Linked DNA regions of Homo sapiens: region 2 is linked to region 1. Evidence: read pairs that join two places in POLR2A ChIA-PET (ENCODE). Cell type or tissue: MCF 10A. All regions are shown on one strand. Links, peaks and the distances in the headings refer to the core of each region. The heading gives the core; the rest is flanking DNA.

Region 1 (5,385 bases), core at 182-5,181:
CTAGCACTCTAAATTCTAGATTTGTATAGTTTCTGTCAATATCTTTTGTAAGCTTAATCAATACAGGGCATGACAAGTATGTGTCACATACTTTTTTTTCCACGAAGAAAAAAAATAAGTAGGAATTGGGTGCTTTGTTTATCAAAATTTGTATTTCCTTTATAAATAAACTTTGAAATAAAGGTTGAAAATTAGTATCTTTTCTAGCCGAGCCACCATTGTTTTTAAAAATCCTCTTTGAAGCAGGTGTGTGTGTGTGTGTGTGTGTGTGTGTGTGTGACGTTTTTCAACAAAATTTTTAAAAATCGAAATGTCAGGGTCAGGTGCAGTGGCTCATGCCTCTAATTCCAGCACTTTGGGAGGCCGATGTGGGAGGATTGCCTGAGCTCAGGAGTTAAAGACCACCCTGGGCAACATGGTGAGACCTGATTTCTACTAAAAATTAAAAAGATTAGCTAAGAATGGTGGTGTGTGGTTGTAGTCCCAGCTACTCAGGAGGCTGAGAAAGAAGGATCACTTCAGCCTGGAAGATTGAGGCTGCAATGAGTCATGATCACACCACTGAACTCCAGCCTCAGCAACAGGGTGAGACCATGTTTCAAAAAAAAGAAAAAAATTTAAATGTCCAGGAACCTTGCTTTTTTCACAGTAATTACTGTACTCTAACCACACCCATGTTTAGTCTAAACTATCCCAGTAAATACTCCTATTTTTTAGTGATTTCAAATGTTTCAAACAACAGAAAAGTCTAGAAAATAGTAAACAGTGTAACCACCCAGCTTTGTTGCATCTCAGTAGTCATATTTGCTTCAGATTTGTTTTTTTTAAACAAAAAAGATGAAACATTATTAATATCCCCCTTCCCAATGCTATTCCCTTCTCCAAAAACAACTGTTTTCCAGAATTTCTTTTTAATCTTATTTCCTCTGGAGAATCTGATACTTAGCTGTGATTTTTTTCATCACTTAATAAATTCTTTATGGCTCACTCTTTATAGCAAATTAGAAAGAGATGTTTTGGAAGCCACTCAAAAAAGGGAGTGTGTGTGGGAAAGGAGGAAGAGCAGCTGGCAGGCAGACACAGATGGGAAGGGGTGCCATGCTCGCTGGTGTGCTGCAGAGTGTGTGAGTGAGAGCGTGTGTCTGAGTGTCTGGATGATCTATTATGAAAGAGGATATTTGAACATAGGAACTCAACTGCTGGTGTTTATCTAGACTCACATGAGTCAGAAATCTGAATGAAGATAGATGTGGAGATCCAGCTAGGAGAACAAAAGTGCTTCGTCATTTTTATGTGCTTGCTGTGTCAGGCACTTTTGTTGTTTTTTTTTTTTTTTTCTTTTCTTTTTGAGATGGAGTTTTGCTCTTGTCACCCAGGCTGGAATACAGTGGTGCAATCTGGGCTCACTGCAACCTCCACCTCCCGAGTTCAAGCAATTCTCCTGCCTCAGCCTCCCAAGTAGCTGGGACTACAGGCATGTGCCACCACACCCTGCTAATTTTTGTATTTTTAGTAGAGACGGGGTTTTACCATGTTGGCCAGGCTGGTCTCAAACTCCTGACCTCAGGTGATCTGCCCACCTTGGCCTCCCAAAGTGCTGGGATTACAGGCTGAGCCACCAAGCCCGACCTGTCAGGCACTATTATAAGCACTTTACTGGATGTTAATGTATTTAATCCTCATCCCAACCAATGTGCTATCAATATTATCCTCATTTGACAGATAAGGAAACAAACATAGGAAGGTTAAGTGACATCTATATGGTTACACAGCTACGCTGAGTCCCGATTAGCACTGGGGAGTTGCAGGGCATATGACTCCTAACTCAGCTACCTAACTCTAGCCCCTACTGCCTTCAGCCACTGTCCTGGGCTGCCCCACGTCAGACATCTTCCTCCTCTCGGACACCAAATACAGACATACAGATAAAGCTAGCAACTCAGCTATTTCTGGGCTCGAATCCATTTCTTCTCCTATGTTTAAACAAATAAAATTAAAACCTCTCAGTCCACTTTTATTAGTCAAGCTGCCTGAAACAGTTGCAAGTTTGTCTATTTCACCACTTTGCATTCAGCCCTCATGACCCCACAGTTGGGCTGTAATCCTCATAAGGGCCGCTTCCACTAAGGCCAACAATAACCTACATGTTGCCAAATCAAGGGACATTGCTCAATAATAAGGAAAAAAATTACTTGATCTTTTCGCATATTTTTGAGATTTTGATCCCTCCCTCTTTGAAATTCTTTCTTCGCAGGCTTTTGTGACACCATTCTTTCCTGAGTTTCTCAATGTCTATCACTGACTCCTTCAGTAAACTCTCAGCCCATAACCAAGGTTTTGTCTTCTTTTTTTTTTTCTTCTTTGAGACAGAGTCTCGCTCTCTTGCTCTATTGCCCAGGCCCTAGTGCAGTGGTGCAATCTCAGCTCACTTCAACCTCCGTCTCCCAGTCTCAGGCGATTCTCCTGCCTCAGCCTCCTGGGTAGCTGGAACTACAGGTGTGCACCACCACACTCGGCTAATTTTTTCGCATTTTTGTAGAGACAGGATTTCGCCATGTTGGCCAGGCTGGTCTTGAGCTCCTGAACTCAGGTGATCCACACACCTCAGCCTCCCAAAGTGCTGGGATTACAAGCATGAGCCACAGCACCTTACCTTTCCTCTTATACTTTCTTCCTAGTGATCTCATTTAGACAGTCTTAGTGTGCAGTCTTACACCTGGACAGCCATAGATAGATAGGTAGGTAGGTAGGTAGATAGACAGATAGATTAGACAGATAGATAGATAGATAGATAGATAGATAGATAGATAGATAGATGATAGACTGACCGACAAACATATATATAATATATGTATGTGTATTTCCTCTGGGGTCCAAGCTCAGGTAGCCAACATCTTCATATCATCTGAATGTCCATTACGTACTTAAAGCTCATGTCCCAGGCAGAATTCATCTTTTCATAGCTCCCCACTCTATTCCTCCTGTATGACTATTCTGCTGGTCATTAGAGCCGAAGTCTGGGAATCATCTTTAACTCCTTCCTTCCTGTCATAATTGTCACCACAACATCCCTACTCTGTATAAATAACTCTTAGATTCATGTACTCCTCTCTATCTACACTGCCACCATCTTTGTTTAGGATCCTAATGAATGCATCTGCCTCAGTTCTTCCAGTCATCTTTTTAAACTGCAAGTCAGATTACGTGTTTCCTGCTTTGCCCCATTGTCCAGTTCACTCAGAAGTATACGCCAGTCTTCCTCTTCAAGATGATGCCTTTGACCACTCCATAATCATTTTCTGACACTCTACCTATATTAGTTACAAGGAAATAGCTCAAACTGGATTGTGCAAAAAAAGGTAAAACATTGTGTCATGTTATACATCTTCACATACACATTCAAAATTCTGACTTATGTCAGCCTAGATAAACATCAACAGTACATAATTATATGATCCTAGGGATAAATCTATTAAAAGACCTAAGGACTTTGTGGAGAAAATTACTAAATTTTGGAGAGACACAGGAGATAGAGATGTAGAGACAGAACATGTTCATGAAAGAGAAGACTCAATATTCATAAGGATTTTAAATTTATCTGCAGGTTCAATATGGTTCCTATTAAAATTCAATTTCTTTTTATTTTGGAACTTGAAGCTGATTTTAAAGTAAGTGCAAATCTTTTTTAGGGTGGGGGAAACTTGAAATTGATTTTAAAGTAAGTGCAAGAATTCCTAAGAATAATGAAAAAGTCAATTTTTAAGAAGAGAAAAATAAGCTGGGCGCAGTGGCTCACGCCTGTTATCCCAGCACTTTGGGAGGCCGAGGCGGGCAGATCACTTGAGGCCAGGAGTTCGAGACCAACCTGGCCAACATGGCGAAACCCTTTCTCTACTAAAAATACAAAAATTAGCCAAGCGTGGTGGCGCATGCCTGTAATCCCAGCTACTCAGGAGGCTGAGGCAGGAGAATTGCTTGAACCCGGGAGGCGGAGGTTGCAGTGAGCCGAGATTGCACCACTGCACTCTGGCTTGGGAGACAGAGTGAGACTCCGTCTCAAAAAAAGAAAAAAAGAAAAACATGTACAACATGGAATAGAGTTGATATCCAGCCAGTATACACTTTGAGTGATCTCATTCACACTCAGTGTATCTTCAGCTACCCTCATATGAAGTCACAGACTCACACCTGTATTTCCAGCACTTTGGGAGGCCAAGGCAGTAGGATCACTACAGCCTGAGTTCAGGGCTGCAGTGATCTATGATTGCAGCATTGCACTGGAGCCTGGCCAACAGAGTGAGACCCTATCTCTTAAAAATTAAAAAATAAAAATAAGTCATTATAAAAGTGTAATTATCAAGACAGTTGGTATTGGTGCAGAAATAGACAAAAAGCCCCATAAAACAGAATGCAGAACCCAAAAAGAGGCTTATTCATATACAGCAACCTGAAAATATACAGAGGTTATGTAACAAATTGGGAGACTTCAGATTCTTATAGGAACATGGTAGAAACCTGGTTTTTAATCTTCCAACTTCTGTAAAAACCATACAGAGCAACAAGGTGAATTTAAAAACAAAAAGGCACAAACTAGTGAAACAAGAAAGAGCCTAAAGACTCCAAACTACCTGAATTTAATGCTAATCGCTGGTTCAGGAAAATTCATTTTATTCAAATTTTCTTACATTTATTCAAATATGAGTAAAAATACTACAGATATACATACAAGAAAAAGATAAAAACCGTTTCAAAAATTAAGGCAGGCCAGGTGCGGTGGCTCACGCCTGTAAACCCAGCACTTTGGGAGGCCAAGGTGGGTGGATCACCTGAGGTCAGGAGTTTGAGACCAACCTGGCCAACATAGTGAAACCCCATCTCTACTAAATATACGAAAATTAGGTGGGCATGGTGGTGCACGCCTGTAATCCCAGCTACTCGGGAGGCTGAGGCAAGAGAATCACTTGAACTCAGGAGGTGGAGGTTGCAGTGAGCCAAGATGCACCACTGCACTCCAGCCTGGGCAACAGAGTGAGACTCTGTCTCAAAAAATAAAATAAAAAATATAGGCCAGGCACGGTGGCTCACGCCTGTAATCCCAGCACTTTGGGAGGCCGAGGCAGGCAGATCCTGAGGTCAGGAGAACATCCCAGCTAACAAGGTGAAACCCCGTCTCTACTAGAAATACAAAAATTAGCTGGGCGTGGTGGCGGGCGCCTGTAGTCCCAGCTCCCCAGGAGGCTGAGGCAGAAGAATGGCATGAACCTGGGAGGTGGAGCTTGAAGTGAGCTGAGATTGCATCACTGCACTCCAGCCTGGGCAACAGAGCGAGACTCCATCTCAAAAAAAAAAATATATATATATGTATATATGTGTGTGTGTGTGTGT
Region 2 (5,385 bases), core at 177-5,176, 120 kb before region 1:
AGGAGAATCACTTGAACCCAGGAGGCGGAGGTTGCAGTGAGCCGAGATCCCGCCATTGCACTCCAGCCTGGACAACAGAACGAGACTCTGTCTGAAAAGATAAATAAATAAAACCATTTCAGCTCTCAAGAAGTTCTCAGGCTAGTAAGAGAAGCAGACATGTAAACCATTAATTATAAGTACTATAGTAGAAGTATGATCTGAATGTTAGGGAAGCAAGAATATATGTATCTAACTCAGTGTAGAAGGCACACAAGCGTGTCATGGAGGCCTTCCTAGGGAAAATGTGGCCTGAGCTGGCCAAGCATGGTGGCTCACGCCTGTAATCCCAGCACTTTGGGAGGCCAAGGTGGGCGGATCACGAGGTCAGGATATCGAGACCATCCTGGCTAACACGGTGAAACCCCGTCTCTACTAAAATATATATTTTTTTAAATTAGCCAGGTGTGGTGGCGGGCGCCTGTAGTCCCAGCTACTTGGGAGGCTGAGGCAGGAGAATGGCGTGAACCTGGGAGGCAGAGTTTGCAGTGAGCCAGGATCGTGCCACTGCACTCTAGCCTGGGCAACAGAGCAAGACTCCATCCAAAAAAAAAAAAAGTGTGACCTGAGCTGAGTATTGGAGGACAAATAAATGATGTTCTGGGAAGAGGAATGTGAATGTATATATAAAATATGTAAGTGTGAAATACGGCATATTTGAGCCATGCATTATTTGGGGAACTGCCAGAAATTCAGCATGCCTGAAATTTTGGGTGTATATAAGACTGTTAGGGCCAGGCACGGCGGCTCATGCTTGTAATCCCAGCACTTTGGGAGCCGAGGCAGGCGAATCACATGAGGCTAGGAGTTTGAGACCAGCCCGGCCAACATGGCGAAACCCTGTCTCTACTGAAAATACAAAAAATTAGCCAAACCTAGTGGCACTTGCCTGTAATCACAGCTACTCGGGGGGAGGGCTGAGGCACAAGAATCGCTTGAACCCGGGAGGCAGAGGTTGCAGTGAGCCAAGATCGCACCACTGCACTCCAGCCTGGAGACAGAGCGAGACCCTGTCTCAAAACAAAACAAAAACCTGCTAGAAATGCCATTGTCCCTTCTTGTACCCTTCCCCTAGAAAGGTCCCTTTTTTATTCTTTTTTATCCTCTTTCACTTTCTCTTTACATAACTTGGCTCAAGGCTCCTCGGCTTGCAAATGATAAGAGGTGGAAATCAAAGCCCTGATTCATCTCTCTGTCTCTAGTCTGTACTCCTTCTCTTATGCTACTTTGAAGATTTTCCATTCTTTGAATAAAATTTGTCATTATTTTACTAGGATTTTTGTGAGGGAGATTGTGATAGGTTGTGCTTTACTAGACTAATTTTGGTCATTACATTTAGATTTTATAGAGCTAATAGGATGAGTGCAAGTAGGGGAAGATGTACTCCATATTAATTCAATTAAATATACATATACTGAATGCAGTTGAACGTAACTATTGTGTTAGCTATTATTGAAAATACAAATCAGATTACATTTTCTGTCCTTAAGAAGCTTATATTCTAATACAGGAAATCATGCAGGAAAAAAATCTAATGCCAGATGGTTCGTCAAACAGCTGTCTGTTAAGCTTAGCACTAGGGCCATGTTTCTCAACTTTTATTTCCATTATCAGCCCCCTTATGGAACCCTTTTAGACCTGTTTTTCCTATTCAGCACCCCACTGTAAAATTTTAACACCATAGATACACTGTATATGCTTTAATGGACTGTATGTGTATCTATGCTTTATATATAAAACATACTTTTTTTCATACCCTCCCAAAAAAACAATTTTTTCCTCTTGGGGAGTAATATTGCCCATGTTGAAAATGTGTACACTAAACTAGAGTTACCATTTGCAAGGTCTAAGATTGGGAGTAAAATTCTAGTTTCAGGATTTTAGTAAATATCTAACCATATATTATAATTTAGAAATTAAATTTTCTGAGTTCAGGTAAAACGCACAGCACTGTCAGCATCAGATCAAAAAATAAAATAATTGTATATGCACATACTTGTGTGGCTAAGCTTAAGCTTGTCACGTTGTGCAACTTCAGAGAGTATATTTACAGTATAGTCTGTGTGATGGGAAGGAAAGGAGGGAATGAAAAATCATTTGAAATTATAACCATGATGTGATTAAAAGACAAAATCATCTTAAAGTTTTCTTGACATTCCTATCTTGAACAGAATTATGTGTTTGTCCTTTGCAATATATAATTAATTCTCTGTGAATGTTTAAGTCACCCACATATTAATTTACATACAGGCCAAAAATGTATACCAACCAGAATATTCACAGAATATACACACTTATTTTATTCTTGAATATAGAGCTAAGAACATGAATGCTGTGCTAATTTTTACTCCATAAAGACATTATAAATCAGTTTTATCAAAGCTTAAGTACCCACCCTAGGACAAAAATAAATTATTCTGACCTATATGCCAAGGAACTAAAGGAGATCTCCAGCCACCAAAAAACCTGTGAGGAACTGAATTCCTACCAAAGAACTGAAAGCCTTGGCTTAACAGCCTATGAGGAGCTGCATTCTGCCAACAACCATGTAAGCAAACTTGGAAGTGAATCTTCCTGCAGATGCGATCGCAGCCCTGGGCAAGACTTTTGTTTGCATCTTTGCGAGAGATCCTGAAACAGAGAACCCAGCTAAGCCACACCCAGATTCTGACCCAGGGATACTCTGAAATAATAAATGTTCATTGTTGTTTTTTGTTTGGTTGGTTTTGTGTGTGTATGGTTGGGTTTTTTGGGTATTCCCCCTCCCCCCAAAAAATGAGGTCTCCCTATGCTGCCCAAGCTGGTCTCTAACTCCTGGGTTTAAGCAGTACTTCCACCTCAGCCTCCTGAGTAGCTGGGATTACAAACGTACACCACTGTGCCCTGTTGTTTTTTAATTGAATTCTCCTCCACTTCCACCAAACCATCTCCTTTTAAAGATCAACTGTTCAATAAGTACCTGAACAGTTGATAGATTCCACATACTATACACTACCATAGAACTTAGCACTTCTTTATAGCATTTATCAAATTTGCACTTAAACAGTATGTTGTCTCTCTGAGTTGGTAAATTACATAAGGATGAGAACATCCCTGCTGTGTTTATTACTACAAACCATATATAACACAGTTTTTGATATTTAGAAGACATGCAATAAATAAGGTAAAAATTTGTCTCCCCATTCGTTTTACCAAGTTATATCCTTGTCCTATGTTATATATAAAAATAAAATCTACATAAAGGTCTGAAGAAAGAAAACATAAAATTAGTGGGAGAAATATTGTTGAATATTTAAATATTTGAGAGTGGGGAAGGCCTTATCAAGGATAGCACCAAAGGCAATATCTATAAAGCAAAAGATTGATAGGTATGACCATATAATTTGATACTTCTGCAAAAACAACATAAATAAAAGATACAAACTGGAAAAATACTTACAAAATATATGACATGAAGTTATTTATCCTTAATGTATAAAAGTCATATGAATGAATAAGAAACACATGTACACATGCTAGTGTTTTGGAGAGAGGGACAGAGAACATAAACTGAAATACAAATGTCTAATAAATGACGAAAAGTTCAACTTTATTAGTAATTGAAATGGAAATTGATAACAAGCTATCATTTCTACCTTTCAGAATAATAGAGACTTTATAAAATACTAATACTGAGTTTCGAAGGGAGAAGTGCAAGGACAGAATGACTACTTATAGGAGTATAAATTGGTAGTTTTTTTAGAGGGCAATTTGTAAGAAAAACCTTTAAATGAGCATGCCCTATGATCTAGCAATAATTCTTTTAGTAATTTAACCTAAAAAAATTTGTACCAAACTTTAGCTGCAAAAATGTTCAGGGAATCAATTGGTTAAACAAATTATGGCCGAGCGTGGTGGCTCACGCCTGTAATCCCAACACTTTGGGAGGCCAAGGCAGGCGGATCATGAGGTCAGGAGATCGAGACCATCCTGGCTAACATGGTGAAACCCCATCACTACTGAAAATACAAAAAATTATCCGGGCGTGGTGGCATGCACCTGTAGTCCCAGCTACTCGGGAGGCTGAGGCAGGAGAATTGCTTGAACCTGGGAGGCAGAGCTTGCAGTGAGCCAAGATCGCACCACGGCACTCCTGCCTGGGCGACAGAGCAAGACTCCGTCTCAAAAAAAAAAAAAAAAATTAAAACAAATTACATAATATAAAATCGAAAATTGTGTCCCCATTTAAAATGATATTGTGGAATATGAATTGACCTGGAAAGATGGTTATCGTATGTGGTTGAACAAAGAAAAAAGAGGCAAATTCATCCATTTTAAGTATATGATTCAATGAGTTTTAATACATTTACAGAGTTGTGCCACCATCACATTCCAATTAAAATGATCTTTCTTTTCTTGCTTACCTATATTTTCTTCTGCTTCTATGCTAGTTATGTATAAGTGGCCATTTTAAAAGTTAAATTCCCCCTTCAGTACTGACTCCTCCAAAAAAAAGGCAAATATAAAATGTCAAAATAATAGTAACGATAGCTAAAATGTTTTCCAAAGAATGAAAAAGATAACAAGCAAACACACTTTAATTTTTGTAGAGAGATTAAATACTTGCAGAGAGATTGAAGGGCCTGCTTTCAGTCTGTGTAAGTATGCCTATTTGCAAAAGGGCTTTACTCTCTTATCCCCACCTACCCTCTCTTTCTCTGACCTTGCTGATCCTCCCAATGTATTTCAGCTTTAAAAGGATAAGAAGTTTTAGTATGGGAGTCATTAAAAGTCCTAATTCAGCCTTAATTCCTAAAAGTAAAAGAAACTAGGCTTGATAAACATAAGGAAACATGAATTCAAGAAATAGATAGGAACACAAAAGAAAATACTAGTGGGGCATGATGGTTCACACTGTAATCCCAGCACTTTGGGAGGCTGATGCAGGAGGATTGCTTGAACCCAGGAGTTTGAGACCAGCCTGGTCAATATATTGAGACCCCATCTCTACAAAAAATTTAAAAAGTGGTGCTCACTGTGGTCCCAGCTATTCAAGAGGCTGAGGTGGGAGGATCACTTGAGCCTGGGAGATTGAGGATACAGTGAGTTACAATCACACCACTGAACTACAGCCTGGGTGACAGAGCAAGACCCTGTTTAAAAAAATGCTACTGGAATACATTGCTTTTTCAAAGATCAATATATAATAACCAATTGTTATAGCTGTGAAAATTACACATTATATACAAAATAAAAAGCACTGATTTGCCACGTTGGGCAAAACCACAATAATTTTCCAACTTTAAGCCACTTCTGCCATCATCAAGATATCAGATCTAAAAGTACCAGAAAAATAGGGATGAGACT

What was found. Peaks named below come from ENCODE experiments on the same cell type or tissue, not always from the same donor. Only the 100,000 strongest peaks of a DNase experiment are listed, where the experiment ranks them.
Region 2: POLR2A ChIA-PET joins it to region 1 with 5 read pairs; 6 of 35 experiments call an interaction of 5 or more read pairs at or near these places.

The regions. Positions count from the first base shown.
Region 1 is chr15:72,335,736-72,341,120 of GRCh38, reverse strand. It overlaps HEXA (hexosaminidase subunit alpha), which reads left to right. Exons shown (of 14, transcript NM_000520.6): 14 at 1-197. Among named protein-coding and RNA genes, the nearest start is that of CELF6, 18 kb to the right of the region's middle. In MCF 10A, for the core only: no CTCF peak of the experiment used is centred there; DNase peaks (open chromatin) are centred at 1,180 and 2,140.
Region 2 is chr15:72,457,836-72,463,220 of GRCh38, reverse strand. The region is part of intron 1 of TMEM202-AS1 (TMEM202 antisense RNA 1); the gene reads left to right. Among named protein-coding and RNA genes, the nearest start is that of TMEM202-AS1, 14 kb to the left of the region's middle. RefSeq lists an enhancer at 946-1,215. In MCF 10A, for the core only: a CTCF peak has its summit at 860; no DNase peak of the experiment used is centred there.